Linked DNA regions of Homo sapiens: region 1 is linked to region 2. Evidence: read pairs that join two places in POLR2A ChIA-PET (ENCODE). Cell type or tissue: MCF 10A. All regions are shown on one strand.

Region 1 (2,500 bases), 57 kb after region 2:
CGTGGAACTGGAGTGGATGAAGGAATTTGGAGGCAGCCCTGTACATCAGGGAGAGGTCTGGGGCTTCCTCACCACCTGACCTTCCTCGGAGCACACCGCTCAGGACTCACTCATGAGAAGCTTTGAGGCTAGAGGTCTCATTTTCAAATACCAAACTTTCTTACTTGACAACAATTCAACTTTTACTTAACTGTTTTGTGCCTTAGTTTCCCCATGTGGAATATGGGGATAACTTTAGTACCTACCTCATAGGAATAGTGTGAAGATTAAAGGAGTTAATATATGTAAAGTGCTTAGAACAATGCTGGGCACCTGCTTTACACAATTTTGCTCTTATTATGACTGTTATTGCTTTGTTTTTGTTTTTGAGATAGAGTCTTGCTCTGTCACCCAGGCTGGAGTTCAGTGGTGCGAACTTGGCTCACTGCAACCTCCACCCCCCAGGTTCAAGCGATTCTCCTGCCTTAGTCTCCCGAGTAGCTGGGACAAGAGGTGCAAGCCACCACACCTGGCTAATTTTTGTATTTTTAGTAGAGATGGGGTTTCACCATGTTGGCCAGGTTGGTCTCGAACTCCTGGCCTCAAGTGATCCAACCGCCTCAGCCTCCCAAAGTGCTGGGATTACAGGCAGGAGCCACTGCATCTGGCCCGACTGTTATTGTTTTATTGAAATGCTTTAAATTATTTTCACTTCATTCATGGGAGAATGGTTTAATGGATTTATCCTTTTCCTGCAGATTTTCTAAAACAGTCTCAAGAAAATGCTATATATACTATAGAAAGTGGATCACACACACACACACAGAGAGAGAGAGAGAAGGTTGTAAAGAAAGAAAAGGACATTTTTGGAATGGACTGAATGAATAGAAACATGTGCTTATGGTGATAATCCTGAGCTCTAACTCAGAGCACTTATTTTACAACACTGATTATGAAAGAGACCAAAGGTCAAAGATAAATCCGTCCTGCCTCACAACCAGACTGCACTGCTCACCTGACCCAGGGGCCACTGTGTGGTCACCAGGATTCTTCTCACAGCTTCCTTTGCTCTCGTAGTATTTCAAGGAACCCATGAGGTCCCAGCCTGATTACCCAACCCTATGACTTCACTCCCTAGGGAAAGAAGCTGCAGGGAGGAGAAAATTTACTGAGACCTTTAGAAGCAAAGGATCTCCTTTCACTTTCACAACTAAGTCCAGGGTTCAGGAGTCCATTTATTACAAAAATTGAGCTTCATAATGGCTTTATCCCAGAAGTGAAGATCAGGGGGTAAGGACGCTTGGGCTTCTGGGTAAAAGCGTGCTGTTTGCCAATTAGGGTAGAAAGCTAGGAGTTTGACCACTGAAATTGTAATCCCACTTCGGCTCCATGTTTCTTTGTCTTGGGTCATATCACATCCCGTCACTAGTTAGTGGCTCAGTTTGTCTACCAGGAAACCTGGAAATCAACTTTCCTTTTTAAGCTACAATATAATTCCTCAAATCTACTGTGGGCTGTGGTTCTTTTTGGAGTTTCTAGGGCTAGATAGATTGAATTAAGTTAAGCCTGCGTCTTCAGGTTAAACAATCGATACAACCAGGTAACAGTAATTTCTCTAAAACTACAGAATCAAGATCATAGCTCATTATTTTGACATCTTATATGCCAGATGTTGTGCTAAGCACTTTACATGGATTAACTGTCCCTATTGTCTCAACAGCCCTAAGAGGCAGGTATTATTATTCACTCCATTTCACAGCTATGAAACCGAAGCTTAGAGAGATGAGATAATGTCCTCTGAGCTATCTGACTCGGCAAAAGGTTTCAAAGAGAACTTCAAGGTGACCCTGTCCAACTATTTATTTTGGGTCATGAACTATATTAAAATATGAAAGCCGGCTAGTTTCAATACCAACTGACAAAATCCATTTGACAAATATTAAATAGAAATTATAATAACCTCAGTTGGATAAAAAAAGAGATAACAAAAGAAAAAATAAATTATAATAACCAAAGCACTGTTTGTAAAGTCCATTTTTAGAGTATGGGTTATTTTCTATTTTCAGCCAATTTAAGAATTATGGTCATTAAAAACTACTTGACCCTAAAGCTCTAGAGTTAAATTTGAATTTATTCACATTTCTTTGGCTTTTCCAAGACAGATCTTCCTTTTAAATGACGGCTCTTCACAAGGAATACTGAGCCTCTCTCTAAGGTTACAAGCCTGAGGCTGGGGTCATTAGGACTTTGCGTAAGGCCCATACCAACTAACAACCACAGGAGGAGTTGGTGTTGGCCGCACCCTTACCTCTAACCAGGGTTGGCTCTCAGAAAAATGCAGTGAGGCTGGGCACAGTGGCTCACGCCTGTAATCCCAGCACTTTGGGAAGCCTAGGCGGGCAGATCACCTGAGGTCAGGAGTTCGAGACCAGCCTGGCCAACGTGGTGAAACCCCGTCTTTGCTAAAAATACAAAAATTAGCTGAGTGTGGTAGCGGGCACCCGTAATCCCAGCTACTCAG
Region 2 (2,500 bases):
TTTTTCATGTTCATATCTACATCTTCAATCCTGACCTCCCTTCTGAGCCATGGTCCCACATTTCCCACAGCCTGCTCGACATCACTATTTGGCTATCATATCCCCACTGTCACCTCTAACTTAATGTGCATCAAGCTGACCTCTTCTTTTCCTAACACTGTTATTCCAGAGTTTTCCATTTCAATTCCATCATTGCCCCAGTGACTCAGGCTGGAAATCCACAACTTGTGTTTGACTCTTCCCCTTCCCCTCACCCGGTTAACCTTGAGCCCTGTTGCTTCTTCATTCCTAACATTCCCATGCTGGTCTTTCTTTTTGTCACTGCCTCTTGCCCTAATCTTGGACCTTATCAGCTCATACCTAGGCTATTACAGTAATCTCCTCATTGGTCTCCAGGATTAATTCTAAAAATGATCTTAAGCATTGAATATTAATATGTACTAGGCACTGTGCTAAGTGCTTTATGTTCATTATCTCATTTAATCCTTACAACAGCCCTACAAGGTGGGCACTGTTATTATTAAGTCCATTTTACAGATGAGAAAACTGAGGCACCGAAAGGTTTTGTAGCCTGCAAGTTCACCCATCCAGTAATTGAGCTGGGATATAAGCCCAGGGAGCTTGTCTCCAGAGTCAGTGCTCATTTCAATCCTCTCCAGCCCAGCCCATATGGGATTCTGTCAGATGAATCTTTCTCAGATCTGTCTGCGTTAGATCCTTTTTTTTTTTTTTTTTTCTTTTTGTGAGACAGGGTCTTGCTCTCTCTCCCAGGCTGGAGTGCAGTGGCACAATCACAGCTCATTGTAGCCTCAACCTCCCGGGCCCAAGCAATCCTTCCACCTCAGCCTCCCAAGTAGCTGGGACCACAGGCATGCGCCACCTATGCCTGACTAATATTTTAAATGTTTTGTAGAGATGAGGTCTCCTGGTCTCCTTATGTTGCCTAGGCTGGTCTCAAACTCCTGGGCTCAAGCCATCCTCCCGCTTTGACCTCCCAAAGTGGTGGGATTACAGGCATGAGCCACTGTACTCAGCCTGTTGTTGTGTCCTTCTTGATGGTCCCCAGAGAAAAAAGGCTGAGCCCCTTGGCTTGGCATGTTTCCCTTACCAACTGTGCGATCCTTGTTGCACAGAGGCCCTTTATATAAGAAGTTACAAAAACAAATGCCTGCAGAAACTTGGAAGTAACATGAAAAAGAGAATGTAGGGAAACCCAGATAACATACACTCACCCTGTAAAGAATAAGCCTTCAGGCTGGGCCTGGTGGCCCACGTCTGTAATCCCACCACTTTGGGAAGCCAAGGTGGGTGGATCACTTGAGGTCAGGAGTTCAAGACCAGCCTGGTCAACATAATGAAACCCCGTCTCTACTAAAACACACACAAAAAAATTAGCTGGGCATCATGGCAGGTGCCTGTAGTCCCAGCTACTCAGGAGGCTGAGGCGGGAGGATCGCTTGAACCTAGGAGGTGGAGGTTGCAGTGAGTTGAGATTGTGCCACTGCACTCCAGCCTCGGTGACAGAGCGAAACTTCATCTCAAAAAAAAAAAAAAAAAAAAAAAAAAAAAGCCTTCAAATGCATTCCGAGCCATCATGGCTTTCAAAAGCATTCTGGAGAGCTAAACTTCACTGTGCTCACAAAATGTGATTTGCATCTAAATATGGATGACAGAAAGGAAGAAAGAGAGCCAGTAGAGGCTGTGGCCAGTTCCTCCTCTCCAAAGGACGGATGCCATTTAGAAATGTAGGCCCAGTTTTCAAAGGAGTCTAAAATCCAGATTTTTATGTAAAATCTCCCAGTTTTTCACTGCTGGCAAATGAAAATTGTTAAGTACTGGCTGGGCTAAACAAAACACACATTCGTATGACCTCTGCTCTATTCAAGCCTCCAAGTTCATCAAACTAATCTTCTTAGCCCCTTCTCCCAAGCCCTGAAGACTAAGTGCATTTCACATTCCAGTCACCAGGCCTTTGTTCATGAGGTTACCTCTGTCTTGGAACATCTGCCCAATTTTCTTAAAGGCTCAACTGAGGTTTGTCTCAGTGATGGCTGTCTTTTCTGACCTACTGTAGCACATACCTGTTGTTTAAGAAATGAGTTGGCTTTTCCCATCCCCAAAACAGCTGTCCTATCTTGATGGATCAAGGTAGATGTTTTGCCTTTGTAGAACCACAATGGAGGTGCTCCAGCCCACTTCAGAGGGGATTCTGGGGCAAGAGAAGCTGAGTTAACTAACAATCTACTCAGTTAATAACTGCAGATGCCGTATTTTCACTGTCCCCCACCCAACCCCCAAGGGCATAGTTATTTTGTTCTAAGAGCTTTGTGGGTGAATACCACCCACCCCCTTTTTATTTTTGAGACAAGAGTCTCGCTCTGTCACCCAGGCTGGAGTGCAGTGGTGCAATCTCGGCTCACTGCAACCTCCGCCTCCTGGGTTCAAGTGATTCTCCTGCCTCAGCCTCCCGAGTAGCTGGGACTACAGGCATGCACTACCA

The links. Peaks named below come from ENCODE experiments on the same cell type or tissue, not always from the same donor. Only the 100,000 strongest peaks of a DNase experiment are listed, where the experiment ranks them.
Region 1: POLR2A ChIA-PET joins it to region 2 with 5 read pairs; 11 of 35 experiments call an interaction of 5 or more read pairs at or near these places.

Annotation. Positions count from the first base shown.
Region 1 is chrX:119,476,949-119,479,448 of GRCh38, forward strand. No RefSeq gene overlaps it. Among named protein-coding and RNA genes, the nearest start is that of SLC25A5-AS1, 9.1 kb to the left of the region's middle. In MCF 10A, no CTCF peak of the experiment used is centred here; a DNase peak (open chromatin) is centred at 1,093.
Region 2 is chrX:119,419,572-119,422,071 of GRCh38, forward strand. The region is part of intron 3 of SLC25A43 (solute carrier family 25 member 43); the gene reads left to right. Among named protein-coding and RNA genes, the nearest start is that of SLC25A43, 21 kb to the left of the region's middle. In MCF 10A, no CTCF peak of the experiment used is centred here; no DNase peak of the experiment used is centred here.